2 separate regions of the Homo sapiens genome follow, and region 2 is linked to region 1. Evidence: read pairs that join two places in POLR2A ChIA-PET (ENCODE). Cell type or tissue: PC-3. All regions are shown on one strand. Links, peaks and the distances in the headings refer to the core of each region. The heading gives the core; the rest is flanking DNA.

The links. ChIA-PET counts read pairs that join two places held together with the same protein. Peaks named below come from ENCODE experiments on the same cell type or tissue, not always from the same donor. Only the 100,000 strongest peaks of a DNase experiment are listed, where the experiment ranks them.
Region 2: POLR2A ChIA-PET joins it to region 1 with 7 read pairs; 2 of 35 experiments call an interaction of 5 or more read pairs at or near these places.

The regions. Positions count from the first base shown.
Region 1 is chr3:82,047,178-82,063,979 of GRCh38, reverse strand. All of the region lies in intron 1 of LINC02008 (long intergenic non-protein coding RNA 2008), which reads right to left. Among named protein-coding and RNA genes, the nearest start is that of LINC02008, 69 kb to the right of the region's middle. In PC-3, for the core only: no CTCF peak of the experiment used is centred there; a DNase peak (open chromatin) is centred at 7,999; H3K27ac peaks cover 449 bases.
Region 2 is chr3:81,999,407-82,016,208 of GRCh38, reverse strand. The region is part of intron 1 of LINC02008 (long intergenic non-protein coding RNA 2008); the gene reads right to left. Among named protein-coding and RNA genes, the nearest start is that of LINC02008, 22 kb to the right of the region's middle. RefSeq lists a silencer at 15,143-15,192. In PC-3, for the core only: no CTCF peak of the experiment used is centred there; no DNase peak of the experiment used is centred there.

The DNA.
Region 1 (16,802 bases), core at 6,878-9,377:
TTCAATATGTTAAATTTGAATTTATACTAACTATTCTAGAATGTATTATTTTTACAAAGAATAACATAATTTTTTTTCTCCTTTTTAAAGAATCTAAGTTACTCAAGTTATTTTAATGGAAATGGTGTTTCGGTTATTTCAGACAAATTAGATTTGGTACAAGAATAGTTCAACAGAATAGAGGATACAGAGATAGATCTAAAAATAACAGCCACCAATTTCATGACAAAGTTGGCACTGTGTCACGGTGGAGAATGGATTTTCTCTTTAGTAAGTAATGCATGCCCAACTGGGCCTACATCACACAAAGCACAAAAAGGCAAATGACTTGAACACGTGAACACATTTCACAAAAGCAATTAAACCAAAAGACCAATAAACATATGTAATGGCACTTAACCTTATTAGTCTTTAGGGCTACCCTCTGATAGAATGACTAAGATTAAAGAGATAAAAATGCAAAAATTACAAAAATGTAGAGCCACTAGAATTCTAACAAATCATTGGTGACGGTCTTCATGGGTACAGCCACTTAAAAAACTGTTACTATCTATTAAACATGTATATATGTATAAATATACACATATGTTTACATATATAAACATGTGTGTGTTTGTGTATATGTGTATATGTGTAAATATGTATATAATATATATAATATATGTATATATTATATTGCATATGTGTACATATATTATATATATATTATATGCACAATATGTGTATATATAATATATAATATACACATATTGTGTGTATATATTATATATACACACATCTATATATGTTATATTATATATACACACATCTATATATGACCCAGCAGTTCTTCTGCTAGAATTATGCTGTGATATTCACTAAAATATATGTATGAGAATGTTTATAATTGCACTATTTACAAAAGCTCCAAGTTGGAAACAACCCAGATGCCTAGCAATGATAGAATAGATAAATAACTTGAAGCATAAACACATAATAGAATATTATGGAGCAATGAGAATAGATTATAGTACAACACACAACAATGTGGATAAATCTTACAAATATGAATTTGAGCAAAAGAAGCCACACACAAAAGATCCCATACTATTTGATTTCATTTATATAAAATATACAAATAAGGAAATCTAGTGTATGGAGTCAGAAGTTAGGAGAGTGGTTATCTTTGATGGGAAAGGACTGGGTTAGTCACAGGAAGGAATCAGATGAATAACTTCTGGGTGCTGGATACAAAGATGTGTTTAAAAATTCACTCCCATGTGTGCTTACAGCATATGCAATTTATGTATATTATACTTCAATCAAAAAATGTTAATTACCTCAAAATAATAAAAGCCACTTATGACAAACCCATAGCCAACATCATCCTAAACAGGCAAAGGTTGGAAGCATTCCCCTAAAGAACCAGTAAAAGACAAGGATGCCCACTCTCACCACCCCTATTCCACATAGTGCTGGAAGTCCCAGCCAGGGCAATCAAGCAAGTGAAAGAAATAAAAGGCATCCAAATAGGAAAACATGAAGTCAAACGATCACTCTTCACTAATAACATGCCTCTATACCTAGAATCATATAGAATCACATAGATTCCACACCTAGAATCCAGAAGCCAAAGGCTCCTGGAGCTGATAAACAAATTCGGTAAAGTTTCAGGATACAAAATCAATGTACAAAAAAAAGTAGCATTTATATACGTCAATAATGTCCAAGCTGATAGCCAAATCAAGAACATAATCCCATTTACAACAGCCAAAAAATGAAATACCTAGGAATACATTCAACCAAGGCCATAAAAGATTTCTACAAGAAGAACTGAAAAACACTGCTAAAAAAAATCACAGATGACACAAACAAATGAAAAAACATCCTATGCTCATAAATTGGAAAAATCAATGTTGTTATAATGTCCATAGTGCCCAAAGCAATCTACAGATTTAATACTATTTCTATCAAACTACCAATGTCATTTTGCACAGAATTAGAAAAATCTATTCTGAAATTCATATGGAATGAAAAAAGAGCCAAATACCCAAAGCAATACTAAGTAAAAAGAACAAAGCCAGGGAAGCATCACACTATCCGACTTCAAACTGTCTTATAAAGATACCATAACCAAAACAGCATAGTACTAGTACGAAAGCAGAGACATAAATCAATGGAACAGAATAGAGAGACCAGAAATAAAGCCTCACACCTACTGCCTTCTGAACATGTGAACATGACAATGTCAACAAAAATAAGCAATGGAGAAAGGACTCCCCATTCAATAAATGGTGCTGGGATAGCTGGCTAGCGATATGCAGTATGCAGAAGAAAAAAACTGGACCCCTACCTTTTACCATATACAAAAGTTAACGTGAGATGAATTAAAGATTTCAATGTAAGACCTCCAATTATAAGAATTCTAGAAGAAAACCTAGGAAACACCATTCTGAACACTGGCCTTGGGAAAGAATTTAAGACCAAGTCCTCAAAAGCAATTGTAACAAAAACAAAAATTGACAGTTGGGACCTAATTAAATGAATGAGCTTATGCACAGCAAAACAAATTATCAACAGATTAAGACAGCCTACAGAATAGGAGAAAATAGTTACAAACGATGCATCTGACAAAGGTCTAATATCTAGAATTCATAAGGAACGTAAACAATTCAACAAGTGAAAAACAAGTAGCCCCATTAAAAAGTGGGCAAAAGACATGAAAAGACACTTCTCAGAGAATGTAAATTAGTTCAGCCACTGTAGAAAGCAGTTGGAGATTGCTCAAGAACTCCAAAGAACTTAAAACAGAACTACCATTTGACCCAGCAATCCCATTACTGGGTATTGATCCAAAAGAAAACAAATTGTTCTGCCAAAAAGAAACAGGGACCCACATATTCATCACAGCAGCAGTATTCACAGTAGCAAAGACAGCAACCTAGGTGACCATCAATGGTGGACTGGATAAAGAAAATGTGGTAAATATATGCTGTGGAATACTACACAGCCATAAAAAGGAATGAAACCATGTCCTTCACAGTAACATTGGAAGCAACTGGAGGCCATTATCCAAACAAATTAATGCAGGAACAGAAAACCAAATACCACATGTTCTCACTTAAAAGTGGAAGCTAAACATTGGGTACGCACAAAGATGGCAATAACAGACACTGGGAACTACTGGATAAGGGAGGGACAGAAGGGATCAAGGGTTGAAAAACTCTTGGATACTATGCTCACTACCTGGGTGACAGGATCAATAATACCTCAAACTTCACCATCACTCAATATACCCATGTAACAATCCTATATACCTACTCCCTGAATCTAATTTTAAAGTTGAAATTATTTTAAAAAGTAATATATTTGATATCTATGATATATAAGGCATCTGTGAAATGAGATGCTGGAAGAAATACATATATAAATGAATAAATTGAGAGCAAATAAGGGCCAAATTTCAGAAAGACTAAACTCTTGTAAACTGAATATGAAGGCCTACAATGCTTATCAAGTCAGAAAAAATGTAATCTATTCAAAATGGAATCATAGATTTACTTGGGTTCAGCTTTATGGCCTCCTTCAATCCAGGTTGACATTATTTGTGCAACACTGACTTAAAAAGTGTTTTTAGTACATTCCAAGAGCCTTGCACAATAGAATAAACATAGTTTTGTAATTCACCATCCTCTTTTGTCTTTATCGCAACAAAATAAACTGTTCTGTTGTGTCCTGGATGATCATTTGGCATTTCTTTTCACTTATAACTATCTTTACACACAAAGTTTTCCAGAAATTCTTGGTGCCTATCAACAAAATTTGGATGTCAGAAACAGTGTCTTATTTGTAAAAGGATGTTTGCTTCCTAATTTAAAAGTTATATTGCTTTTGGCACAAACTGAAAAGAAAAGCCATCAAATAAGATTTAGGTAGTGTTAAATGACTAAAGATTATAAAAAGCTTTTATAACCTGTAATCCCAAGTTACACGCTAGCTGAGATGCATTCAGAGAATGTGGCAGTTTATGGCAAAGTGTAAGGAAAAGGTACTATAGTAAAGCAATTTATTTTTTGTTGTTGTTGTTTTGCACTCATCTGTGATAAATACAGCAAGACAATAGACTACAAGTGGTTATTTAATAGGCAGAAAAATCAAAGCTAAACTATCCATTTCTGAAGAATGCCTTTAGGTAAAAGAGAAAGCCTATTATCATTGAGAAACATTAAGCTAATTAATAATTAATTTGGGAATGTGCTTTCGTCATTACAAAATTGAACAGCAATAAATATTAGTGTCTTAAAAACTATTTGTGTAAGACATTTCATAGAAGAGTAAAAATAAAATGTGATAACATGTATTTAATTCAAGCAGATAGACTGCAGATCTACAAAGTCATGGCACATAGGTTCTTTTCCAAATTTATAATCCGGGATGATAACAGTTACATAAGCATTTTTACAGTACAGGCACTCTGCTAACTAACTAACATGGGTTATCTCCCTGAATAATTATAATAAAACCTCAAGGTCATGTAGTAATTTCCAACTATGGCTGCCATCAGTTATTTCTTTCCCTAGACAAGCATGCTGTCTATTAAGAGATAGCATCTAATTTCCCTCTCTCGAACCTGAGCTGGCTTTGTGATTTCCTTTTGACAATTAGAATCGTGACCTACTAGGTTGTGAAAAGCCTTAGAACTTCTATTTGGGCCTTTTAGAATGCTTGGTCTTTGAATGCTTCTTAGAACCCAACCATTTTACTGTGAGAAGTCCAAGCCCCGAGCCAGATTCATGAGCATGCAACGTGTGCTGTTACTATCTCGAACGTCCTAATAATTTTAACAAGAAACTCCATACTTTCCTTTTGCACTAGGTAGGTTCCGTAAATTATGTAGCTGATTCTGCCCAAGCCACGGGCTGAATGCCCACAGGACAATCAGCATTACCTGCCAACTATGTCAGTGAGCCACGTTGGACATTCAGCCAATCTGAGCATTTAAATGACAGCAACCACAGACAACATCCGATTACAACTTCAGAAGAGAGCTGCCCAGCCAAGCCCAGTCAATGCCTACGAGCATGAGAAACAATAAAATATTATTCAAAGACATTAAGTTTGGCTTGTTACCTGCAACAGATAAGTAAGACATGCACATACTATTATTAAATCATTCATTCCTTACAATAAGCCTATGATGTACTAAATATTATAATCAGGTTTTTTTTTTTTTTTTAAGACAGAGCCTCACTGTTGTAGCCCAGGCTGGTGGAGTACAGTGTTGCCATTTTGGCTCACTGCAACCTCCACTTCCCAGGTTCAAGCAATTCTCCTGCCTCAGCCTCCTGATTAGCTGAGATTACACATGCCCACCACCATGCCTGGCTAATTTGTGTACCTTTAGTAGAGACGGGGTTTATCCATGTTGGCCAGGCTGGTCTCAAACTCCTGACCTCAGGTGATCCACCTGCCTCGGCCTCCCAAAGTGCTGGGATTACAGGAGTGAGCCACCGCGCCCGGCCTATACTCACTTTTGAGACAATTTTTCTAAGCGCACAGTTAAGAGGTGCTGTCTGGTGTTGTCTAAACACATAGCCCAAGGTATAGATTCCTATTCTTAATAATAAGTGTCTGACATACAGCAATATTACATGATACTTTCATTTGCAGTGTATTTTTCTATTTTTGCTCCATTAGAATTATTCTCCAGATTCCAATCTAACAATTTCATTTATATATAATTCCAAATTATCACTGATGAGATTTCTAAGAGTAAAATCTCAGGTTGCACCTTCCAGTATCTCCTGATTTCCTCAAAGTTTCTAAACCTTAATAATTGTAGGTATCTCCATTTTAACGCTAGCCAATTATGCTAATGGTAGTGCATTACTCACTCCCAGTGATGTCTGTTCAACTTTTATGATTATGTCCTCTTCTATCCCCTGCAAGGTCATCATTAATTCCTAATTGCTCAAAATTATTTTCCCATACATACACACCCACAAAGCCCTTGTGATGGGAATTCATTTCTCAAAAGGGAATTTAACACTAAGTCTCAGATGCTCAAAAATTGATGAACCAGGTAGTTGACCTGAATCAGCTAATTAAGCTATAGGAAGTCACCAGGGAAAGAAAAAGCATGTCATTAAGTTCACTGTGCTGAAAAGTAACGATTTCAGGGTTCCTAGGAAAGCAAAGAGATACACTAAACAGAATTTTTTGAAATTTTGTTCCACTTTGACTATAATTTAACTTTTTTGTTTCTGGTATTAGCCTAAAGCACTTGAGTGAGACACCTAATAAACCACTTCTTTATTGAAATTGTTAATTAACTATAAGCCTGGAAGTGAACTCTGAATTATTCTTTTGTTTGGGTTTGAATTGTTTCAAATTAAGTTGGATGAGTGTTAAGGAGAAAAAAACTTTTTAGAAATAATTTCTCTTCTAATGAAGGCTCTTTTCAGATAATATAATTCATGCTTGAAATACATCTATATTCAAACACATAGCACAACCCAAAAGGCATATATACATGTATCTATATGCATATATCTTTCAAAGAAAAACCAGAAATCCATAATAGTAATTTATGCATTAATTTTTAATTAAGAGGTAAATATTGGCTACCTATTTGTAAAGCCAAAATATAATTATTATAAAATGCATTATTGACTGACCACTATATTCCAGGCTTCTTAGTATCCTTTTTCTAATTATTACTTCACAGAAAGTAAAATATTAACCCCCAAAATACTTCTAATCTACTGTGTTTCCCTCTCAAATAAACATACATTTTAAAATAAAAGAACATAATAGCATCTGATTTCTCTTGTGATCTCATTAAATGCTGAAACTTTTTTTTTTTATTTTACTTTAAATTCCGGGATATATGTGCAGAACGTGTAGGTTTGTTACATAGGTATATGTGTGCCATGGTGGTCTGCTGTACCTATCAACCACATGCTAAAACGTTTAAAATTACTTTTTAAATTTTCAATAAAAACATTGAATTATTTTATCTGTCACAGATTTTAAAAACAGAGCATAATAAATGTTTTAAACTTTTTTGATGATAAAAAAGTTGTCAGTATTTTGTCCTTTTAATATTCTGTAATATGAAAATATACTTAAAGGCTTAAAGATACATAGATGATATTTGATAAATGCTTCCAGAATGAATGAATAAATGAATGAAAAAAGCACAATCATAACGCCATAATTTCTCTAAAAAACAGAGTAATTTTACAATTGTTATTTTCTTTCTTCTCTCAGTATTACTGAGAAACCAGCTGGCCCTTCATCAGAACCATGGAATTGAGAGGAAACTTTTCAATGACTAATATAAAACTAAAGAAAATATAGATTTTTATGTGTTACATGAGAAGATAAAAATGCAAATAAGAGAGCCTATTTAATTTTAATTCTACATTAAAATGTATTGATACATTGACTGTGAATTTCATAGAGGAAGCTGTGCTATTTGCTATTGCATCTCCAGTACCTAAACACAAGCGGCCAGCACATACTGTGCTCAGTTAATATTTACTGTAAACAAATGAATGAATTTTATTGCTTTATAAGTTTTTTATATGATAATCTAAAACACTATTCCAACTATCAAAGTTTGAAAAGGATTTTTCAGAATGACACTGTGTCTCTGTTTTATTCCCCATTGATTACTGATAATTGTTAGCCACTATGTATAGTAATCTCAAATATTTTCCTTAGAGGAAACCATTGTAGATGATTTATGTTGCTTTTGGAAAAAGCAACAAACTGAATGTTTCTCTTTTTGTCTGGTTGATGTATCACTTTATCTAATTGTATTAAATTATCTATTACTGCATAACGAATCACCCCAAACTTAGTGACTTAAACTTACAATAATTATTTATTGTCTCTAATACTTTTTTTGGAGATCAAATATTCAGAAACATAGCAGGGGCTCTGAGGTTGCAGTCTGATATTAGCCAGGGCTGAGTCATCTGGAAGGCTTGTCTGGAACTGGCAGATCCACTTCAAAGGTATTTTCATCTGAAGACTGCCAAGGTGGTTCCTCTCTATGTGGGATACTTTGGTGTTTTAATGGCATGGCAGCTGGCTCTCCCCAGGCTGAACAATGCACGAAAACGAGGGAAAAGCTACAAGGCCTCTTGTAACCTAGTCTTGAAAGTTATATGTCATCATTTCTGCATTATTCTATTGGGAACTCAAGTCAGCCCTGGCATGAATAGATGGGTATGAATTCTCAGGGAAAACTATCTTTAGGGAACATCTTAGAGACTGGCCATCATACTAATTTTATATGTAAAAATATAATACAAAATCATGTAAGTGCTTACATTATTTGAACTATGAAAAAAAGCATTTGCCATTAATTCTAGGGAAAGCTTTTTCATCTGTATTGCTACATACCTTGATCCTTTGGGCTTTAACTTAAACTGTCTTAAAAGGTTCCTCATGAACTTTTCGTTTCACGGCATTAGAACAACAATTTAATCATAGTTAATATGTTAGCTGCAATTTCTTTATTTTTATTTCTTTGCTTATTGATTTTAGTCCAATAAATTTGCATTTGATATATACAAAATAATAAAACCATAGAATTTTTCATTGGAATCATTTGAGTATAAATAAGGTCATTTCCCTTTAAAGTGTTTTGCCTAAATTGTTTCCACTTAACCTTCTGGATAAAGCAGGGGCAGCCTAAGCTCAGGGACTAATATCATAGGGGGAAAAAGCAAATCCAAATAAGGGGAAAAAAAGGAATACAGAAATGAGATTCAGAGGAAAAACCTAAATTATGGGATTCTGGGGTTGATGAAGTAGCCACAGAAAGAAAGCTGAATTATGGGAATCTGGGGTTGATGAAACAGCCACAGAATGAAAGCTGGAATGTATGGGAGGAACTAGACTGGAATGGGTTTAGCACCTCAATTAATGCTGGACAGCTTCTCTGAAAAGTCTGTGACAAATCCTCAGTCCCGCTCAGCAGGAACAAATGCAGGGCCTTGAGCCCAGTCTCAGAATTATGGCCATAGTTGTGGACTTGCCATTTCAATAATATGTGGAAATGAAGATGCTGGTATTACCTAATTGTACTTTCTCAGGAACATCTTCAGGTAAAGTGTATTATTCCATGTTATTTGCTATGTTAATTTTCTCTACTTTATTCCAAAGACATCGACCAGCATTTTCTAAAACAAATAAGGGCTGCCTTGGGGAATTGTTGTCAAAAGCCACTAGGCCTTCGGAAATTCAATTGAATAAAAAATGTGACATTGTTGTCTATCAATTTTAGAATTTTTTTTTCCTTGGGAATTCTTTATGTTGGTGTGAGAAAGGCTTGGACTTTAAAAAAAATATATGTGAATAATGATTCCACACTCACTAGTTATACCCATGGGCTGGTTACTTATGTGTTCTTTGCCTTCATTGCCTCACATATCAAACGGGAATAATAATTTACAGAGTTCTTTTTTATAAAAATTCAATTGGATAACATATACAAAGTGCCTCACCTAGCAGGTACCCATGAAATTTTTATTCCCTTCTCTCTTTTTCATTTGTTCCTGATATGTAACATTATTTCTGATAATAAATCAATTTGCTGGCAGCCAATATTTAATTTTTGAGTAATAAATTTTCCTAAAGTCTACGTTCTGAGGATTGCATATTTTGGTTATAATCTTATTTTTTTATTTGAAAGAGCAAGGTTAGTAATACTTCCTCATCCATCTTATCTCTAATTCTTTTCATGAAATATTTTAATTTTTTTCATCCATCATCATTCTTCAGATAATCCTCAATATATGATTTAATGACGTCAAAAAATTTTGGTCCTGTTAATTATCTACTACTGACCATCTCTCAGAGTTGTTTATTTTATATAAAGTAAAACTGGATTATTAGCTGATAAAATTGTCATTAATATTTTTATTTTCAATTTTTCCACCCCTTTCCCATATGTAAAAAAAAAATCAATGAGTTTAATGCAGTACAAGCAAAATGAAAATCTTGTTTATTTAGTTCTTTAATCTCTTAAAACTTACTACTCCAATTTCTTAAATTATTTTCCAATGAGTCTATTATTCATTATTTGCATGTCCTAATAAATATCTAAAACTCAATTACTTCCCTCCTTGTTCTACACACCTTCCAAATTCAAAAGTGAGACTTTTTTTCTGATCTATTATTAGGCATAAAAGTGTTAAATATTATTATAAATTTATTTTTCTAATTTCCAGTTACTGTTTCCCTACTCTGGTTTTCAGCAATGGAGTTTTAATGTGAAAAATGGGGATTAATGTACAAGTAACACTACATTATTTGTGTGTGGGGTGGGGGGGGGAATGTGATGAATGTATGGCCTGCTACTCTTCCCTAATGTGTTATATTAGATATAAAAGTGTTCCTCATGGAAAAGCAGCTCACAATGTTAATTCTCTGAAGTGCAAGGTGTTACTAAGAATTCTCATACCCATTTCAGATCTAGTATTTTTCTCTATCATATTTTTTATGTTTCATTTCTACCAAATGACATTGCAAAATCCTGTTGCGGTACTCTGGTTTCACTATTTGAATAATGAATCACAAATCAAATTTGTTTTATTTCTCAATAAGAAAAAATAAGTTCACTAGTTTTCTTTACTACTTCCTTATTTAAAACATATTGCCCTGTTGACTGATTCTAGGTCCTTGACCAAATATTGAAAATAAAGCCCATGTTACTAATTTTGGTTAGTGGCAATACTGTTTACTTGCTAAAACTCAGCCTCACTGGTAACATTTTAGAAATTTTAATATTTTACAATCATTGCACACGTGATGTTATGGATTGAATTGTATTACCCTGAAAAAGATATGTTGAAGTCCCAATCTCCAGTAACACAGAATGTGATCCCTTTTGAAAACAGGGTCTTTGTAGATGTAATCAAGTGAAGATTAGGTTATTAGAATGGATCCTAATCCAATATAACAGGTGTTTTTATTTTTTTTAAAAAAAAGGAAAAAAAGAAAAGAAAAATTTGGACACAGACATGTATAGAGGGAGTCTATGCAAAGAGACATAGGAAGAATGACATGTGACTATTGGACACAAACCCAGGACGATCTGAGGATACCAGAAGCTGGAAGAGCCGAATAAGGACTTTCTCTTACAGGCTGCAGTAGAAGCATGGCTCTGCCAACACCTTGCTTTGGACTTCTAGCCTCCAGAAATGTGAGGCTACAACAGAATGTGAGAATACATTCCTGTTGTTCTAAATCACCCAGGTTTTGGTAGTTTGTAATGGCAGCCTTAGGAATAATGAAAAACTAACAGTTATTTTAATTTACTAGCATTATATGGACTCTGACTACGTAAATACAGCTTTGGAGGATTTATTTTTAAATGAATCATTGCTTTACTACCATGGATCTCTATGATCAAGATCTATTTTGGTAACATAATAAAGTAACATTAGTTGAAGACTTCTTTGTGTCCAATAACAGTAATTTATTATTGTCCAATATTATAAGTGCTTTACTTGTCTTCATTAATTTCATCCACACGACTATGCTTTGTCATAGTCACAACCACAATTATAATCTCTATTTTGAGGCACAGAGAACTAAGGTTACTTTCCCAAATTATACTCCTAGTAATTGGGTTATCAATACAAACCCACAACATCTACCCAGAGTCCGTGTTCTCAATCACTGCATGAGATGGTCTTCAACTGGCCCATCCCAACTGACCTCACCTTTCACCAATTAAACATTTCAGTGTGTCAACCCTCTAAAACACTGCTATGGTAATTTTATTCAAGCTGCATTCAAAACACAACTTGCTTAACTATTGTCTACAGAATAACTGCCGGACTCTTTGGCATGGTACATAGCATTTGCAGGGCCCCATGACCTGGCACAAGCCTACCTATGAAAGCGCATCTCTACTTACCTATGTGTACAGATATTAAAATGAAGGAAATTGTATAAGTGATGTTAGAGAACAATGAGGGAATACAGACATGTCAGGACTTAGTTTCAATGCAGGAAACACAGCTGACAATGAGTCCTTCGTATAAGGCATTAGGTCAGGATAAGACAGACAAGCATATAAATCTTGACCCAGGCCTTACCTACTAGTCTGGTCGTATCTTTTTCTTCTCCCACTTTTTCACAGCACACACAGCACACACTTCTGCAATTTTAGAATGGCCATATTCTTTCTCACCTCCTGAGGTTTATATTTGCTATGTTCTCCTCCTGTGCCCCTTTCCCTTCAATTTTTCCCTTCCCACCTTCACCCTCCTACTGGCACGATTTTCATGGATAGTTCTGCTAGAACTCTATGATTCAGCTTATCTGTCTCTTGCCCTGAGAAGCCTTTTCTGATTTGTCTCCTATTCACCTGGCCAGTCTACAATATGTGCTCCACCTGTGCACTTGTCTTAAACCTTCACATTCATCACACGGTTTGTATCGTCAGTTGACTTGTCTGGATCTCCATTCTAAACTCTTAAAAAAGGAACTGCATCGCATTAGTCTTTGATTACCCAGAATTCGTACAATGAGTGGAATGAAGCAGCAGATCAATGTGTATCTGATGAGAGAATGAGTGTACAAATGGTTGAATGGATGAATGAATACATTTATGAATGCTCAACTGTGTGTACATGTTGGAGAGAAAAATGGCAGAACTGTGAAAAGACCCTCAATCACTGCTGTGGTGCAGAAAGTCTGTAACCAACAAATAATGGTACAAACTGAAGCGTGCCCAGGAACCTAACAGCAGAGACAAGATCACATGGCTGGGAGTAAAAGACTGGACACATTGCATGGACCAAAGCAGACTTTTATCCAAACAAACCAGCTGGGAGGAAAGATGAGAAAGTCAGTTGAAAAGAATGATCAACTAGAGTTAAAAACTTACACAGACAGCAAAAAAGAAGGGAAGTACAGATAGTAAATGTCAGGTGATACAAAGGTTGATTTTATAGGCAACTAAATTAGAAATAGAAAATTACCATATCAAGAGATTACACAAATCTTTGCTCAGGAAAGTCTCCAAGAGATAGGGATCCTATTAAGAGCCTGGGAATGAACAGATATAAAAGCAGATGCAGCTGCAATTTTATAAAACATTGACGACTGCAGTAGATATTTGATTCACATTCTAAAATGTTATGGAATTCCTATTAAAGCAGATGTCAACTTCTATGTGACTAGCAAGAGCCATAAGTTCCATGAGGGCAGGGCTTTAACTGTCAGAGTCACCTCTGTATATGCTGCCTAGCACCTTATAGACAGAGAAAAGGACCTGAAGTAATGGAATGATGGCTCTTTCAATTATATCCCATACCAGCTTCGCTTCACTATTTCCCTTTTCAGTGTACCATTCATCTACTTGCCCAGGCAAGAAACTTGATGATGAAATAATGCATCAACATTAACTTTCTCTCCCTCACCCCTCTCCCAACATATTTATCAATAAGCAACTCTTGCACAACCTACCTCCAGAATTCAAATTTTGAATTGGAAAATGCCTTTCCCCATGAACACAATGCTTGTTCAGGCCACTGTTCTTATTTGTTGTACTTCTGCTAAATCTTTCTAACTCTCCCCTCTGCTTCTAATTATTCTCTTAGAATTAAGTGTCCAAAATAGAACCATAATAATAAGTGTTGTGGGTTGAATTACATTCCTTAAAAAGATATGTTTAAGTCCTGACTCCCAACACCTGTGCATGTGAGCTTACTTGAAAATAATCAGTATGAGGCTGTACTAGATTAGAGTGGGCCCTAACTCAGTGACTGATGTCTTTCTAGGAAGCGGGAAATGCAGATAGAGGACCAATAGTGAGAAGGTCATGTGATGATGGAGGCAGAAATTGGATGCGTGTATAAGCCAAGGGGCAACTAAAGGTTGCCAGTAATCAACAGAGGCTAGGGAGAGGTAAGCAAAGATCTTCACCTAGAGACTTCAGATCATGGCCCTGCCTACCAACACCTTGATTTCAGACTTCCAGCTTCCAGAAATGTAAGAATACCTTTCTGTTGTCTTAAACTCCCTGGTTTGTAATTATCTGTTAGGGAAGCCCTAGGAAACATACAATATGCAAAAATAAAAATTCAATCAAGGCTCTCTGTTGATTAACATCTTTCTGTAATGATTTCGGCATAGAGTAGAAAGTTTTTTATAAGGCCTAAAGAATCCCACATGATCTGAATCCTACCTAACAGTGAATTAATCTCTTGACAATTTCCCTTGTTTTCAGCTTGCTACATTTTAGAGATGCAGGACGGTTTACTTTCCCCAAATTTGCCTCTTCTTCTAGACCCTCATGCATGCTGCCTTTTCTGCCTATCATCCTTTCTCTCCCTCACCTCCACCATTATCCTGACTACCTTTTATATTTCCTTATCTCATAGCCCCATTCTGTCAGGGAGAACTCTACAGATGTCAAAATTAGTTTGGCTCCTTTGCTGTGTAATAGTATAGTACAATCTTTATTCTAAATATTGGATTACTTTTTTTTTCTTCTCTAATCTGTAGAGTCCATGAGAGGAGAGAAAACATCTTTCCTGTGTTTTCCACCGTATTTCCTGTATCCAGCATGCTTTGCACATTACTGTGGTTACTCTACTACCATTACCCAATCATTACTATTACTAATAAAGAGCCAACAATTACTCAGTATTTATTTGTACCAGTAATTTTGCAAATAATTGAGATGTTACAATTGTTACATCTAATGTTACATCAGTTAATCCTCTTATCTAGCAGTGATCAGATAGGACTCACCATTATTTCTAAGCCATAGCTGAAAAAAAAGTGAATTTTTCAATGGCTGAATTATGATTGCAAGGTCAAACTGCCTTGAATTGATAGAATGAAATCTCATCCTAGTTGTATCCGAATTCAAAAGGCTGTATTCTTAGTAATTTGCTCAATAAATATTTGATGATATTCCAACAGACAGAGAAATACAAATAACGGCCAGGTGCTGAAATTAACACATCTGTGTTTGAGGAAAAATGAGACAGAGGTTTAACTTTCAGCAATAAAATGAAAAGGGGAATTTGGTGTACATAAAGGCCAGATAAAGAAGCAAGTCGAAACAAGATAATTGAGATCCTATGATTAGATGGAAAGTGGTTTCTGGGAAGGTAAAGCAGTCAGAAGCAAAGAATTTAGACATTACTTTCTCCAAAGATACCAATCCATAAAAACACCATTGAATTAACAGAATGTACATTGATTTAGTCCCATCAATTATACAGCACTTTATGCAAATTAAAAAAAACTTTCAAACTTACTTGAGGAGGCACAAGAATGGGCTGAAGTGCTTTAACATGTATGTGTTGTAACATATATGTGATACAGCAGCTTACATTTGGTGATCACCATTGGCTAAATTTCTTCAAACTAATAGAACAGGATGTATCAGAAACAAAAGAATTCATTTTACCTTCTATATTTTAAATTCTTCAGGAAAATTTCTAAGAAAATGTCTATTTTAGAAAGTAACAGGAGAAAATTCATGTGGCAGAATACTGTCCATTTTACACAATATTGATGCTGCTTTGGACAGTGAAAGGGAATTAGTATGTGAATCTTTTTCTCCATACACTTTTTTAATAATTTGAAATGAGTTGCCCCCTAATCCCACCACATGAATGTTGATGATAATATATTTAAAGAGTATCAGTTAGATAGATTGCCAAATTCCCAACCAAGTCAGGGAGTGCATATCACCCACTCAAACTTTGATGGGAAAAAGCAATCACTTCTGATAATTCTTTAGATGATGAGAGAAAGTCCCAATAACCTCAAATTTAGAAGCTGAGACTTTGTAATTGACAGTTGATTTTACAGTGAAAAAGGAATGGAGAGAGAACTGACTTGCAGCAGAGTTTGATGAGTTATGGTTTAGCTGTTTTGAGTCTGAGCACCTGCAAGTATAAATGGCCATCAGAAAATAAATAATAGAATTGAGGAATCATCATGCAATATAGAAAAAAAGGCAAAAAATAATAATAATTAATTATAGAATTATACGTGTAGATATCTTACAGGTTTGAAATGCAAGAGAAAGGCCACAACTGAAGGAAAACACCTGGAGTTTTTTGGTTAAATGTTCACAGGAACCACAGAAATATATCCTGCTCTCCAAGGGAGTGGAGAAAAAAGCATACACAATGTAGGAACTCACTCAACATTGGGTTAAACCCGCAGTCAGACTCTAATAAATGGAAGAATCAAAGCCAAGATACAAGGTACAGAAATAAAGCATAAGCAAAGTTAAGGTGAAATTTAAAGATGGTCACCGACAGTAAATATTAAAAGTGATCAAAAATGACTGAAGATCGGTCAGGCACAGTGGCTCACGCCTGTAATCCCAGCACTTTAGGAGGCCGAGTCGGGTGGATCACCTGAGATCAGGGGTTCAAGACCAGCCTGGCCAACATGGTGAAACCCCGTTTCTACTAAAAATGCAAAAAATTAGCCAGGTAGCCGGGCATGGTGATGGGCGCCTGTAATCCCAGCTACTTGGGAGGCTGAGGCAGCGGAATCGCTTGAACCTGGGAGGCGGAGGTTGCAGTGAGCCAAGATCACGCCGTTGCACTCCAGCCCGAGTGACAAGAGTGAGACTCAAAAAAAAAAAAAAAAAAAGACTGAAGACCAAGAATCAGATTTTAAGTTTAGTATAAATCTAGGCAGTTTTTGGGAAAGTGGTGTTGAGATAATGGTAAGACTTGAAACCAGGAAGCAGTAGATTAAGCAGAAAATGACTAGGATGAAACTGGAAGGGAAGGAGTGGCTGTAAACAACATGTT
Region 2 (16,802 bases), core at 7,958-10,457, 49 kb after region 1:
AGGGCTTCACAAAGCTTATAATCATGGCAGAAAGCAAACGGGGAGCAGGCACACCACATGGCAAAAGGAGAAGCAAGAAAGAGAGAGTGGCTGGGAGGTGCCACACACTTTAAAATTATCAGATCTCATATGAACTCAGCACAAGAGCTCACTTATCACCAAGGGGATGGCCCACGGCATTCAAGAGGAATCCACCACCATCCTGCAAATACCTCCCACCAGTCCCCACCTCTAACACCAGGAATCACATTTCAACAGGAGATTTGGGTGGGGACAAATATCCAAATTATATCATTCTGCCGCTGACAGTCACCCCAACCAATCTCATGTCCTTCTCACATTTCAAAATACAATCATGTCTTCCTAATAATCCCCCAGAGTCTTAACTCATTCCAGCATTAACTCAGAAGTTTATAGACCAAAGTCTCATCTCACAAGGCAAGTCCCTTCCACCTATAAGCTTGTGTATTAGCCTGTTTGCATGCTACTGATAAAGACATACTCAAGACTGGGAAATTTACAAAAGAAAGAGGTTTAATTGGACTTACAGTTCCAAGTAGCTGGGGAAGCATCACAATCATGGCAGAAGGCAAGCAGGTGCAAGTCATGTCTTACTTGGATGACAGCAAGCAAAAAGAGCTTGTGCAGGAAAACTCTCTCTTATAATAACCATCAAATCTTGTGAGACTTACTCATTATCACAAGAACCACATGGGAAAGACCTGCGCCCATGATTCAATTACCTCCCACTGGGTCCCTCCCACAACACATGGGAATTCAAGTTGAGGTCTGGATGGGGACCCAGCCAAACCATATCAGCCTGAAAATTTACAAAAAAAAAAAAAGTTATTTAGTTCCAAGATACAATGGGTGTACAGGCATTGGGTAAACAATCCTGTTCCAAAAGGGAGAAATCAGCCAAAAGAAACTGACTACAGGCCACATGCAAGTTCACAACCCAACAGGGCAGACATTAAATCTTAAATCTCCAAAATAACCTCTTTTGACTCCATGTCCCACATCCAGGGCACAGTGGTACAAGGAGTGAGCTTCCAAGGCCTTCGTCAGCTTTGCCTCTGTGGCTTTGTAGCATTCATTGCTCAAAACTACTCTCTCAGGTTATTGAGTGCCTGTGGCTTTTCCAGGTGCAGGGTAAAAGCTACCAGTGGATCTACTATTCTGGGGTCTGGAGGATGGTGGCTCCCTTCTCACAGCTTCATTAGGCAGTCCCCTGGTGGGGACTTTGTGTAGGGGTTCCACACCACATTGCCCCTCCACACTGCCCTAGCAGAAGTTCTCTCTGAAGGCTCCTCCCCTGCAATGGGCTTCTACCCGGACACCCAAGCAAGGGTGTATAAGAAATCTTATACACCTTCTGAAATCTAGGCAGAGGCTGCCAAGCTTTCTTTATTCTTGCATTCTGTGCACCTATGTGCTTACCACCACATGGAAGCTGCCAAGACTTGTGACTTACATTCTCCAAAATGAAAGCCTAAGTTGTACCTGGGCCCCTTTGAGCCACGGCAGGAGCTAGAGCAGCCTGGATGCTGGGAGCAGTGTCTTGAGGCTGCTTAGGGCAGCAGGGCCCTGGCCCTCAAAATAATTCAGTCCTCCTGGGCCCCTGGACCTGTTACAGGAGGATATGCTGCGAAGGTCTTGGAAATGCCATTGAAGCCTTTTCCCCATTGTCTTAGTTATTAGCACTTGGCTCCTTTTTAGTTATGCAAATATCTCTAGCAAGTGGTTACTTCACATCCTTCTTGAATTCCTGTGCCAAATAAAAACGTTTTCTTTCTCTGCCACATAGCCAGGCTGCAAATTTGCCATTTTATGCTCTGCTACCCTTTTAAAATCAGTTCCAACATTAAGTTATTCCTTTGCCCCCACATCTGAGCATAGGCTGTCAGAAGCAGCCAGGAAAATTTTTGAACACTTTGGTGCTTAGAAATTTCTTCTACTAGATACCCTAAGTCATCAATCCAAAGTTCAAACTTCCACAGATCCCTAGGGCATGAGCAACATGCAGCCAAGTTCTTTGCTAAGGCCTAACAAAAGTGACTTTTGCTCCATTTCCCAAAACTTCCTCATTTCCATCTGAGACCTCACTGGCCTGGATTTTACTGTCCATATCTCTGTCATCATTGTGCTCACAATCATTTAACCAGTCTGTAAGAAGTTGCAAACTTTACCTCATTTTCCTACCTTCTTCTGAGTTCTCCACACTCTTCCAACCTCTGCCCATTACCCAGCTCCAAAACCGCTCCCACATTTTCAGGTATATTTATTTATACCAATACATCATTCCTGGTACCAATTTCCTGTATTAGGCTGTTCTTGCATTGCTATAAAGAAATACCTGAGACTGGGTAATTTATAAGAAAAGAAGTGTAATTGGCTCACGGTTCTGCAGGCTGTACAAGCATGGCACCAGCATCTGCTCGGCTTCTGATGAGGGCTTCACAAAAGTTACAATAACGGTGGAAGGCAAAGGGAGAACAGGCACATCATATGGCAAAAGTGGGAGCAAGAGAGAGTGGGAGGAAAGTGTCACACCTTCTAAATGATCAGATCTCATTTGAATTCAGAGGAAGAGCTTACTTATCACCATAGGGATGGCCCAACTCACTCATGAGGGATCTGCCCCTCGATGCAAACACCTCCCACTAGGCCTCACCTTCAACACTTGGAGTTACATTTTAACATGACAGTTAGGTGGAGACAAATATTCAAACTATATTATCCCTGCTCCTGATACTTTGGCTTTGAACCTAAGCAAGTTGCTTGGCATAAATGACTGTGAATAGCTACATTCTTAGTTCCAACCTCATCCCATTCTCCCTTTCCACTAAAAATGATTTCTCTGTCCCTGCCCTAAGTCTCAAACTTACATAACTTGTCTTTCTGTTCTTAGATTAGAAACCCCAACATGGACATCTTCTGGGACCTCCAGCAGAAACTTGTTTAAATTCTAAATCAAAGTAATATGCAGTCCAGCCCATTCTGTCACTTTGTAAGTCTGGTATTACTTTAAAAAGTGTGACTGAGAATCACTTACATATTTTACTTGGAAGTTTAAGTGACAGGTCTCAGATATCAAAGAGACATCCTAATGGCATCTCACCCTAACTCCAGACAGCTAATATCTGAACTCCCAAACATGGTCAATATTAGTGAATACTCTGGGCACTTATATGGTGGCAGAATATCAAACTGTAATTCAGTCATACTGCCAACTAGTGGCAAAAGATAAATAAATTAAATGGGAATGAATGTCATATCATAGATCTGCAACACTTCAATGAGTGGCACTTTTCTAGCAAAGTTTTTGCTTAGATTCTAAAACACCTGAATTTTTATACTCAGATCTCCAAAAATTAGGTCTCACTTTATCTCCTTATTAGTTAGCAGTAGAAAGTTATCAAAATGATTCTCTTAGGCTTCTAACTCTCTTCCAAACCTGCTTTTAGTCTCCAATTTTATCTATACATGAAACATCAGTGATTCTTCCTTCCTTTGACACTCTCATAAAGTAGAAAACAAACTATTAGATTACGGTAATATACATGTAAATATAACACATACTTTAAAAGTTCATAAAAGTACATAAAGCTTATACATAAAAGTACATTAAAACAAGTTCAGACTGACTACCATCTCAGATAAGTATAGCCTTACAAAGGAAGAAAGTCAATCTTGAAAAAATAATACAGCCAAAGAGATACAAGGGTTTTCCAATAAGAGAGGGAGGCAAGGTCAAAAGTGCATGCAGTAGATAAATGCTTTCCTCCCTAAAATGTAAATTTTAACTTTGCAAGAAAAATATAACAGGGAATGAAGAGTATGGGAGAGAGGAAAGTAAGCACAGAGGTGAAAGGATAGAGAAGCAAATCTGACATCAATTTGTTAATCCTCTTTATTCCACACAAATTATGTTCTTAAATACACTGATAAGTCATGTAAACCTATAACAACTGTGAATTTGTTCAATTAATCTTTAATACTTTCAAAAGTTTGCCTTGATTACTAAGTTTAGTTGGTCCTGCTTATATCTAGGCTGAAAAATTATTTAGTTCTCATTAATGGTCTTATCAACTATTTATTTGGTTGAATCTTCCTTTCTGTATTCCAGTGGGAAAAAATTAAAATTCAGAGTGATAATGAACTGCTATTTTTTCCTCAGTAATAAAGAAAGTTGAAGTACCTGAGGTGTTATTTCAACAATGTTTACCAATTTTGTTTACATATCAAGTAGAACAACAGCCAAGCTTACTAGTGATTACTGCTTTAATGAATTATTTTGATTGCTTATTTCAGAAAGGCTACTTGTTTCACATAAAATCCTTCTCAGTTATTAAAATACTGATTTAAATTTTTTAACAAAGATTTGTGAATTTTCCTTAAATCATCCTGTTTTCTAATAGTATATGTTTATCTAACAGAGAAATATCTGCATTGTCTCCGTGTAATTATTTGAACTACTTAAGTATATTTGAAATGACTGTCTTCTAGTTAAATTACATATTCTATAATTTTAACTAAAAAACAGCTGTGAGAACAGTACCTATCCTTTGTTTTCCTTCAAAAAATGAGTAACTCTTTATTTGTTTAGAAATTGCTTAAAAGTTATTGTTACTATTGAGAAATATAGTCTGTATTCTCAGAATTAAGCAACATCCATAACAAACAGTCAAATGTCATAATCAGTTCAGCACGCATTTGTAAATGTAGAACCCTATAAACAACAAAAAGTATTTTTAAAAATAACATTTTTTTCTTAAATAAAAGGCGTTCTTCTGACTATGGGTGTTTATCTTAAGAAATTTAAGAGACTAAACAAAAGTGGACACATCACCTATCATCTCACCCCCAGCACTATCATTTTTAGTATTTTGTTTGCTACATTTCATTCCATTTATTTATAGGCATAGATATAGATATATATATATGCACATATAGTCAATCTTACAATCTTATCTTACAAATAAAATTGAAGTTAGGTTCAAGATAAACTTTTATGTTCTGTTAGTTTTTTTGTCTGTTGCCTTGTCCATTTGTATTAAATGGACTGTAGCTGTATCAAGAATAGGATTTTCATGCTTAGAGGAAGACCACCACCAACCCCAGGGTGTCAAGAATGAGCCTTGAACACTGAAACACTGAGAGGCCTGTCATGCTCCTCAGACCTATCAGCCTCCATCTGCCAAGTCAACAGAGAATCGAGATTATCAAAATAGCACTAACTCTACTTTGTCTTTTATGCTTCCTCTGAAGAGTGGAAAAGGGTCCACATTTACCCTTCCCTACTGCTCCTTCCTTCCTCATGGTTTTGCCATGAATGTTTGTCTTAAGACTACCAGTACTAATGCCATCATGCCATTTTTTCTTGTTTGTTTGCCTCTGAAGAAGACTCTCAGATTACCCTCAGTCTCCTACCTTCTGCTCTCCATGTAGCTCTATACAACTCCTATCCTAGAACTGACTCTCACCACCCTCATTTCTAAAACCTCCCCACTATACCTTCTGGAACCCACCACACATCCACGGCAAAATTCTCAATACTCTTAATATGTTCTCTGAACATTTCTTACCCCTTATTCCTACAACGACAACCAAGATCTCCATTGAACAGACTGCTCTCTACAGCCCTCTCTAGTGGTAGCTGTTTCCCGCTCCCCCCCCCCCCACCCCACAGCCTTCCTAGCACAGGGACTGAAGATGGGGTAGGTATCATCTTTATCCTTCATTGTCATTTTCATGCTCTACTTTTGTCCTTAAAAATTCCTGGATATGTAGACTTTACATCCTTGTTAGAGTTATCTATTGACCCCCTCATTTGCGGACAGTCTTAACATTCTCTAACTCTATTTGCTATCTTCATTTGTGGTGATTTTAATATTCACATAGGTGATGCTTCCAATACCCTAGTCTTTTGATTCCTTTTGAAAGATCTTATACTTCGTGACATATAAACCACTCACTCTCCTAGTCATACCTTTGCATTTGTTACTGATCACTACAACCTTCTAAAATCTCAGTTTCAAGAATCCCACTCTTTGAGGCTGGGTGCGATGGCTCATGCCTGTAATCCCAGCGCTTTGGGAAGCCACAGCAGATGGATCACTTGAGGTCAGGAGTTCAAGACCAGTCTGGCCAACACGGTGAATCCCTTCTCTACTAAAAATACAAAAATGAGCCAGGCTTGGTGGTGCGCACCTCTAGCCCCGGCTACTTGGAAGGCTGAGGCAGGAGAATCGCTTGAACCAGGGAGATGGAGGTTGCAGTGAGCCAAGATTGTGCCATTGCACTCCAGCCTGGGTGACAAAGTGTGACTGTCTTTAAAAAAAAAGAATCCCACTGTTTGAATGTTACTTCCTAAATTTCCAACTCTTTATCTCCATTATCCCAACACTTTGATTCCACCAGGATCTACAATGCATTATTTCTGCCTCATTTGCACTGTCTCTCACTCAGCTCAAGCTTTTTATTATTACTTTACCCAGATATTTCCACTACGAAATCCTAATAAACAAAGACGATTATTTTTATTTTTTATTTTTATTTTTTCCACTGTGTAATTCCTTTATTTTCGGCATATTAGTGCTTTACCAACACTACAACCATAAAGAACACAATTCCAAGTACTGTAATTTTTAGTTTGGGGAGATCACAGTCTACAGACTCATTTACTTATATTAAACAAGATTAACCTCATTCAAAACTTACTGCAGTTTATAAATTCACATAAATACAAAAACTGATGCAATTAAACAACTTCAGGATCTTATTTTTTCAATTCTTAGATTATAACTTTTCTGCAGGCTATAATTACGTTCCATAGTCATCAATGGTTATTGTTCAATTTAACTGCATCAATTATAAACCTCTTACATCCTTAAAGAAAATTTAAGTGAAAATTACAATTTCTTACCAAAAGGTTTAGGGTTTTCCAGATCTCAAATATTTGCTTCCCCCTCCCCACTTTCCAGTCCAATATTTCAAATAAACTAAAAATAACCACATCTGACCTGCAACATTCAATAAGAGCAATCACTTGATGTACAAAATTTTAACTATGCCCCCATTTATTTTAAGAACGCAAAAAAATGGCTGCCTACCAATCTGTCTTCACAAGTTAGAAATACCACATTGAAGATTTAACATGAGAGTTTCAAGTTTCCTCCAGTTTAGGCATTTATACCTTTGTGCTTGTTTTGTTTCAGGATGTTACTATAGCATTGATATTTGGATAACCCATATTGATATACCTTAAATTAACAATTCTGTGCTTACACTCTCAGATTTCTTGACTCTTAGTGTATGATGTGTATTTATTGAAACCTCAACACTCTGCCTATTCTGCACTCACTTGTGCAACTGACTGTGGTTCAAGAAAAATGCACAACTGTACCAGTCGATCTCATTTTAAATACATTACTACAAATATCAAGAGGTCTTCTCTTGCTTCTTGGAAATCAGAACACATTTCTGTAGCTCATTCATTCTTGATTCTCCTAGATACTCCTGACTCTTCTAAGTACTCCTTCTCCATCTTCATTCTCAGAACAACATTGTTTTTCATTGAGAAAGTTAAGTGAGTAGAAGACAGCTTCTGCAAGACACCAAATCTATCTGCCCTCCCTCATGTTATAATTAAATATCACTGTTTAAGCCCAACCATCCACTTTCACACTATATTGCATACTCTTGTCTACCCAAGGACATTGCTCCAAGGATGTTCCCTCTCCTGATTATTAAATTTTCCCTCTCCAGATCAACCAATCAACTAATATGCATGTTGCTTTTATCTCTTCTTTTTTAAAAAATAAAAATTATCAGGCTGGGTGTGGTGGCTCATGCCTGTAATCCCAGCACTGTGGGAGCCTGAGGGGGGCGGATCACGAGGACAGGAATTCAAGACCTGCCTGGCCAATATGGTGAAACCCCATCTCTATTAAAAATACAAAAATTAGCCAGGCATGGTGATCGCGCCTGTAATCCCAGCTACTCCAGAGGCTGAGGCAGGAGAATCGCTTAAACCTGAGAGGTGGAGTTGCAGTGAGCCGAGATCGCACTACTGCAGTCCAGCCTGGGCGACACAGCAAGATTCCGTCTCAGAAAAAATAAATAAATAAATAAAAATTATCCTAATCAATTTTCCTCTTGCTATTGCTTCATTTATCTTCTTCTCTTTACAGTAAAACATCTCAATAAAAAGAATAAAATATCTAGGAATACAATTAGCCAGGGAGGTGAAAGATCCCTATGATGAGAATTATAAAATATTGCTCAAAAACATCAGATATGACACAAACAAATGGAAAAACATTCCATGCTCATGGATAGGAAGACTCAGTATAGCTAAAATGGCCATATGCCCAAAGCAATTTACAGATTCAATGCCATTCTTATCAAACTACCAATGGCATTCTGCACAGAACTAGAAAAGAACTATTTTAAAATTCATATGGAACTAAAAAAGAGCCTGAATAGCCAAGGTAATCCTAAGCAAAAATAACAAAACTTGAGGCATCATGTTACCTGGCTTCAAACTATACTACAGAGCTACAGTAACCAAAACAGCATGGTCCTGGTGATAAAACAAAAACATAGACCAATGGAACAGAATAGAAAGCCCAGAAAGAAGACCACACACCTACAACCATCTGATCTTCAACAAATCTAACAGAAACAAGCAATAGAGAAAGGACTCCCTATTCAATAAGTGGTGCTGAGATAACTGGCTAGCCATGTGCAGAAGACTGAAACTGGACCTCTCCCTTACACCAGATATAAAAGTCAACTCAAGATGGATCAAATATTTAAGTGCAAAACCCAAAACTATAAAAACCCTGGAAGACAACCTAGGCAATGCCATTTTAGACATAGAAAGGGGCAAAGATTTCACGATGAAGATGCCAAAAGCAACTGCAACAAAAGTAAAAATTGACAAATGAGATCTAATAAAACTAAAGGGCTTCTGCACAGCAAAAGAAACTATCAGCAGAGTAAACACACAACCTACAGAATGGGGGAAAATAGTAGCAAACTATGCATCTGACAAAGGTCTGATATTCAGCATCTATAAGGAACTTAAATTTACAAGAGAAAAAACAAGCCCATTAAAAAATGGGCAAAGGACATGAACAGACACTTCTCAAAAGAAGCCAAACGATTTTAAAATCTAACCTTTAATTTGTTTTCTTGATATTTTATTAAGATATTCATATCCAGGATGTAAAGCGGATTTAGTCTATAATTTATATTTCTGTGCCCTGTCAAACTTTGATATGAGGATCATGCTAGCTTCATAGATAAAATGGAAAGCTCTTTTTTTTCCTCTCCAAGATCTGGATAAGATCATATAGTTTAAGAATTATGTTTCTTTAATCATTTGAAAGAGTTTGCCTATTAAAACACTAGTTTCCAGAGACATTTTTGTGGGTAACTTTTATAGGTCTGTTTCATTTGGTTTTCACTGACTTTATTGTATGTTTATTTGTTTGTTCTGCTGGCCCTTGCTCATGGTTTCATGCATTTTATGTGTTTTGTATTTTTGGCTATGATATTGTGTTCTTTAGAACTCAAGCAATAAGTAGAACTTCTTAGAGGCCTGCTTTGGAAATACAATTTTCCAGAAAGAACTGTGTGTTTCTGCCAACTACTGTGGCCACTACCAATCCAGAGTCACTTTAAATTGAATTCTTTGATCAGGTATTATTTCAGACCACACTAGTGGTGTGAGTTCAGTCCTCACACTAGTGTGAGTGTAGGCTTTGTGTTTATAAGCTTTCAAGAGTGATTTTTGTTTTACTTCCACCCAACACAAGCTTAGTACATCAGGTTTCCTACAAGCTCATTCTTATTCTGGAGTCTCCTGTATAGTTTCTTAATTTGGATAAGAAGCCATCAAAACAGAAGCTCAGATTCCACTAGAATTTAATAAACATACTTAAAGCAAAAGCTGGCAATAGTTCAGTTAACATAAATTATGCCAAACTTTGCCATAGCATCTCCTTTTTCGTTTTGTTTTCACAACTGACATCAGCTTTTATATTACCTTAAGTATTTGTATTTTAATGAGAATTTGGTAGACAGCAAGCATATTCATTATGGCACATTTGCCAAAATGCTAATCTACTCTGCAGGTATTTATTCCCATATGTTCAATCCATGCCATGGCTCAGTTTTGGTTTTCTTTTAAACTCACACATTGTTGAAATCAGCCAGAATAGACACACTCTGACTCAAGGGTCCCCAACACCACCTACATATTTGGTGATTCACTGGAAGGACTCACAGGGCTCAGGCACATAGTTCCACTAAACACTAATATTTCTTATATAGACATAGTAAAGATTAAGAGCTGGGTTAGACAGGGAAAACAACATCAGGTAAAGACAAGGAAGAATCCATGGAAAGTTTCCTATCACCTTTCCCCAACCTGACAGCTCACACAGAGCACACTGTCCCTCTAGAAAACAAACAAACAAAAAAAATATAGCATCAAGTGTGAATTTTTCTGCCAACTGAAGCCCATTTAAAACTCAGAGTTTAGGAGTTTTACTAGGGGCTGGGAACATAGACGCTTTTGCCTAGCAACTACCAGAATTCCAGACTTACAAAAAGAAAGCAGACATTACAATAAATTCCACTGTTTATACGAATGTCTAGGCCCAGAGAAATTACCTTACCAGTTAAGGGAGTGCTTCAGAAGCCAAGTTCCCAGGTATCAGTCAGTGGTCAAATCTTGCAAATGAGCTTTCTAAAGAGAGGAGCCTCAGATGGTCTAGGTGAATGTTTCTGCACGTAACACCCCTCCCCCCACCAAATGCTTTTGACACTCTAATCTATTGATTGTTTACTGTTACCAACAAATAATTAATAAGAATCCAGTATAATTGGTTTGTGACTACAAAAACCAATTTATGATTCAAATACATGTTTAAGTAAGCCTGTTTTGATTTAGCTAACAAAACCAAATTGTATAAATCACTTATCTCCTCCAATAATTACTATTTTCATTTCTGCAATAAAATACTGAGAAATTCAACTTACTATTTTCAAGTTCTACATTCTATTTGACTATGATTTTGAGTAAACATTTAATTCTTTTTAATCAAGTTGCTACATTAGGAGAGCTGGTACATTTTAAATTAAGCAATATTACTGTAAGTTACCTGAAGGAAAAAAAAATATGTAACGGATATATTTGAAAAGGAAAAACAAAACTGACTCATGGCAGAATCCATTTTGTAATAGTTCTAAACCCTGATATTCACAAATGTGAGTGTAGGTTAATAACTGCTCTTTATTCATCAAATGTTTTGTCTATGCATGTTTTGTTAAAGGAGCAATTATCTATTCAGAGTTCTAACAGAGATCTGGAAAACTGCTTGCCTGAAAGAGCAAAATTGGTCTTACGTGACTTCAGATATATCATGATATAATAGACATACTGCAATAATGACACACAGACACTCAACTATGGAACTGATGATATTTTAAGATTCCTCATAGAAACTGAGTACAAATAGAGACAGATAATCACAATCTGAATTAATTTTATTACAATTAAATCTGTTGTAAAATTAGTAAAAGAAAATCTCCTACTGAATGCAAAGAGAATCAAGGTCATCTGAGGTGATACATTTCTGCAGACAACCAGGAGTGAGTCTATTTTCTCCTTCCTCTCACACACATCGTGCTTTGGCTGTGGGGTAATTCATGAAAGGAGAAAACAAGTACAGAATTTCATAGTGAAATAAGATTTTCTCTTTCAATCGTGAAATTATAATTGGCCAATTGCTGGCAGCTGCCTTTAGAATTTGTGTTTTCCAAATGTTAATAGGCCTCAAGTTAGCAGTAAATGTGAACACTAAATGGAAATCCTTTGTTTTCTTTTGTTTTATTAGGGCACAAATAGAATCCTTGCTTTTATGGTTTATTCTTGTCATTTGCCAAACTAAAAGACTATGCCATACATTATACCATAAGCAATCTTCTACTAAATAGTCTTTAAACTACTCAGTTCATGATTATTTCAAATATCAAAAGCCAGTTCTTGTAAAATGTGGAGTTTCATCAAAAAGACAATATTATTTAAAACATGTATTTCCAGTATGTTTATTTTATTTGATATTCATTTTTTCTAGAAATCTGTATATCTATATATAGATATACAGATATACACATATACAGATCTATATAGCTATATATATATATATACACGATAGATAGATAGATGCCTGCATTACAGCCATTCCAAAGCACAGGCAGCAAAAAATCTACTATATTTATATATTTTTAATGTAGAGATTATTTTCATAATTGGAGCCAGGATGTAATTATTTTTTCCTAAGCCTTTCTCCAGTATTGGCTAAACTAGCATCATAAAATATTACTTCGACCATAACAAGCCACTCCAAAAAAGTCCTATTTGTTACAATAAAAACATTCATTTATAAAACAAAAATAAAATCACTTACTTAAAAACTTAAAAAGAGAACTTCATAAGGGACATCCCCCATATTTAAAATTATCATGACATTGCATTTATGGTCAGAATGAAAGCATAATGTAGAAATTAAATTAGGTTTCCTTTTTGAATTAACATCCCAATTTCTTCCTGGATTGGTTAACTGCATTTGTCACCATGGACACTTTCTTCACTATTCAGAATTTTCAACTGTATTTAAAACAGATCACATTCATTTCCTCTGCATCAATATACTAACTAGTCAATGGAAATCGAAACACAACCAAAATAGATACTTTATACTGCTGCCAAGAGGAGAGGGTTCAAAGCAGAGGTGTAATTAAAAGTATGACTAAGCAGATAGAATCACATTAAAGAGGCTTCTCACAAGACAGAAAAAAATTTGGAAAAAAGAAGCAAGTGCCCCCCTAAATATGATATTGCCATCTCTGCCTGAATCATTTGAGCACAAGAATCTCAGCTTTCTGGTACAGGCCCCAGTTGCTATAGAAACTTACAACTGGGAGCTAAATAAAGTAATTTCTATGCTAGTGTTGGTGTCTATAACTTCAGCACCTGATGCTAACCAAATTGTGCTCAATAAACAAATTTAAACTTTAAAAGCCTGCAATGTGATCACAATGCTTTCTATACAACTGATTAATCTCAACTGATCTTGGCTCAGAGCACAAGAACATAAGAAATCTCAGAAACAGAAAAAGACTACTTAAGGCAAATACGCCTGCATCCTTTGTTTTTCTTATCTGATTTCCTAGTTTATCCCCATATCTCTATCCTGTCTTAGTCTGAAAATAAAAAGTCAGCTAGCTCACTCCCTAACTCATCAATAATCCTGCTTTCACTGATCCCTTTTAGACAATTTATTCTATATTAAACCACTCCCTCTTGGCCTCCCCTTTTTCATTTATCCTACTCTAAACCTAAAGAACAAAGAGATCAGGCAGCTCAATAGATACTTATTTCTTAATCCTCCCAGCTGGGCCTATTATTGCTGCACATTTGATTTTAAGATTATTCACTATTTGGCAAGAAATCAAGAATCTGAAATAGCCCCTTGATGCCCGTTTGTGTGGGCATGTCAGGCCCTTGCCCATTATGTCACCAAGCAGTGTTTTTGGCTGTGGTAATGCTCTCTTATTAAGCGAAATGAGACCACAGGGCCTAAATATATGTTTGCATTCTTCCCCAGCATCACTTTAGAAAGGATATACTATATAAGCCCTTTGTTCTTCTCCAGTGGGCCCAGGCATTTCAGGTCAATGTCACTGTGAGAATTTAAAGTATGAAAAAAATCATCTGAATATATTACCTCATTAAAGCACATGAATACCATTGTCATAAGCACCAAACACAAATACATATATTAGCAAATTTGTTTCTTCTTATCAGAGATTTGTAGTGATAAGCATTTGAGGCTGCATATTTTTTTCTGTTAAAATATTGTATTTATTTCACATTTGTTAAAGCTCTTTGGCCCCCATTCCAGTGTACACTCCAGAGGCTTAGATGAGTCTATGACCTGTGATATCAAAGCCCAAATCAGTTCAGGGCAGAGTATTTGACAATAACATGAAGAGTCTGTTGCCTAATTATGAAAAAAAGTAGGTCAGATCAAGCAATCAATTTTCTAATCATTTCTGATCTAATCATTTATATTTCTATCAATCACCTTTATTACATGTAGAAAAAGAAAAACTGAAAAAGAAAGAAAAAAGGAAAGGAAGAAAGAATGGAGGGAGGGAAGAAAGGTAAGCATAGTTCCTCCAAGTTCTGTAAAACTAAGTCTTTTAAAAAATGCTTTACTTTGAAATGAAGATGAAATTTTTATGAGGCAATATTTTCTTTTAATTATCAAGATGCTTTCAAACACCATGGGAGATTTTGAAACACTAAAATAGGAACTGATAATATGAGCTCACCATGCATTCATAAACCTTTCCCCCTGAGTTCTTCTGGATTCTAACTGCTACCTTGGCTTTAGCCCAATAAGCTTTTAAAAACAAAGAGGAAATACTGGGGGTTAAACCTAAGGACTGACCTGCTATTGCCACTCCGTGTTCAACCAAAATTCTCATTAGGAAACAACAGGGAATAGTTTTTAGCTGCAAAAAGGCACCCAAGAGAATAACAGAAATATATCAGGTTAACTGGTGGATACACGGCATTGCCTATATACCAAAACAAAAACATCCTGGGAGAGATCTGAGCTATGGCAGGAACAGAGTCAGCTAACAACTGTCAGCTGGGATTTTTGAATAGCATTTAAATCCACCAAGCACCATTTGGGAGCAGGTGACTTCCAAGGAGGATGGGGGAAATGAAATTATGCTAGCTATGGAAATAGAAAGAGAATGGAATTTGGTACCTCTCTCTGTCTCTCTTTTTTTGTGTTTGAGAGATTTTATTTGATTTTTCCAAGCATGCAAAACTTCAATTCTCACATATCTACATAGATATAAATAATAGGCTGTATCCACACACAGTGCACAGTACTTCATAGGCAATTTATAAATATGTATTCTTTACAGAAAGGAAGGGAAAAAGTAAGCAAATGAGGAAAGAAGGAGTGAAGAATCAACTCTGAATTAACACTCACAGAGAAAAAGAACTGAGAGAAGTGAGTTCAGATGGGGCTGAGGTTAGGCATTAGAATGCTTATATTTTAGCCTCAAGCTGTAAGTGGCAGCTGGCTGCATGGCCCTGGCCAGGTGGTCAGCCACCACTCACTAGGAGAATTTGGCATTCAAGTCAAGCAGCTGCAAAGTGAAAACAGCCCAGCAGCTTTGTAGGAACAGAGGTATGGGCCAGTTTCTGGTTCCAGGCTCCCAGCCAATCACGATAGGAGAGGGCTGAGGACACCTGCCCATGACCATAATGGAAAGCATACAACTAATTTATAACACAGAGCACCTAACAGGAAAGACCACAATCCAAGGTGTCAACAAGGCCCTCTGAGATACGAGTTCAGGGGATGGGGGATGGGATAATCATGTCTTAAGTGTGGCATGTTTTGGAGAAAAGATGATGATATGAGAACAAACAGGACCTTAGGAGCCATCTGCCCCCCTCAAATCTTTTAGTAGTAATGATTCAAGTAAAGTGCAGAATTACACAGTTAATTTGTGACACGGTGAACTTGTGAACAGGTCTGCTGATTCTTAGCCCAAAGCTCTTGCACAACAACTGGCTTAAAGCAAATTGCCATTTTACCACCCTTGCTTTGCTCAATAGCAATATTCAAAGCTTGTTCATAGGTGTACCAAAACTATTGAAATAATCTTTAATTTTCTCCTCCATTAAAATAATTTCAAGTGCTTTTCCTAAATAAACATGAAAAAATAAAAATTGCCCTAAATACAGTTTTCCTATTGTAGCATTCAAAGGACACTTATTTTGTAACTTTATACCAATTCAAAAAGGGCACAATTTAAAATGAATTACAGTGTATAGACTTTGTCCCTGCCTTCTGCATTATTTTCAAAAACAAGAGGCTCTAATTATGGTTATGGTACTGCAACACATTCTGGAAATTTAATCTTACAATTTCATTAGCCACAAATTTTTTCACCCCTTTAGGTCTGTATTATAATATTTTATTTATCTAAATCTAGGGGGGTTGGCAAGGGTTATTTGGCATTTCGTAGTAAATCTTTTAAATTCTCATTTGGATTGCAAGTGTTTGAAGGGCTGTATGCAATATACCTCATGCATAGGAAAACAAAGGTGCTAAAAGTGAATGAACAAGCCAGTGCCAGGATTAAAAGTGGAATCTAAAGTTTCTTATATGCATTCGTATACAGCATATTGTTTCTTAAATTCAGTGTCTGTATCTCTTCTTCATGTCTTAACAGAGATTTCTGCTTATTTGTGGAAGTAAACACAATTTTGAACATCATTCATAGCTGTTGTAGCATGGAGGACATGGTGCTGAATTTAGATTATTATAAGTTAATTACTTTGTCTTCTTTTACTTATTTTCCTGTCTTTCTGGGCATCATGCATAAAGAATGGTATATATAATAAGTAGTTAAAAACAATAATAAGACAACATCTGTGTATCCCCCACACGGCTTAAGAAATACAACTCTATTGATTCTTCTGGGTGTCTTTTCCCAAATCCCTCTCTCTCCATTCCGGAGGATTTGCTATGATATATCATTCTTTTGGTCTTCTTTATATTTTTACCAAATATATTTGTGTTCCTAAATAATATGTTGTTTCACTTTGCCTATTTTGAATTCCATATTAGCAGAATCATAGTCTTCTGTTAGAAGTTTTTATTCAACATCATAGTTTTAGGGGTTTG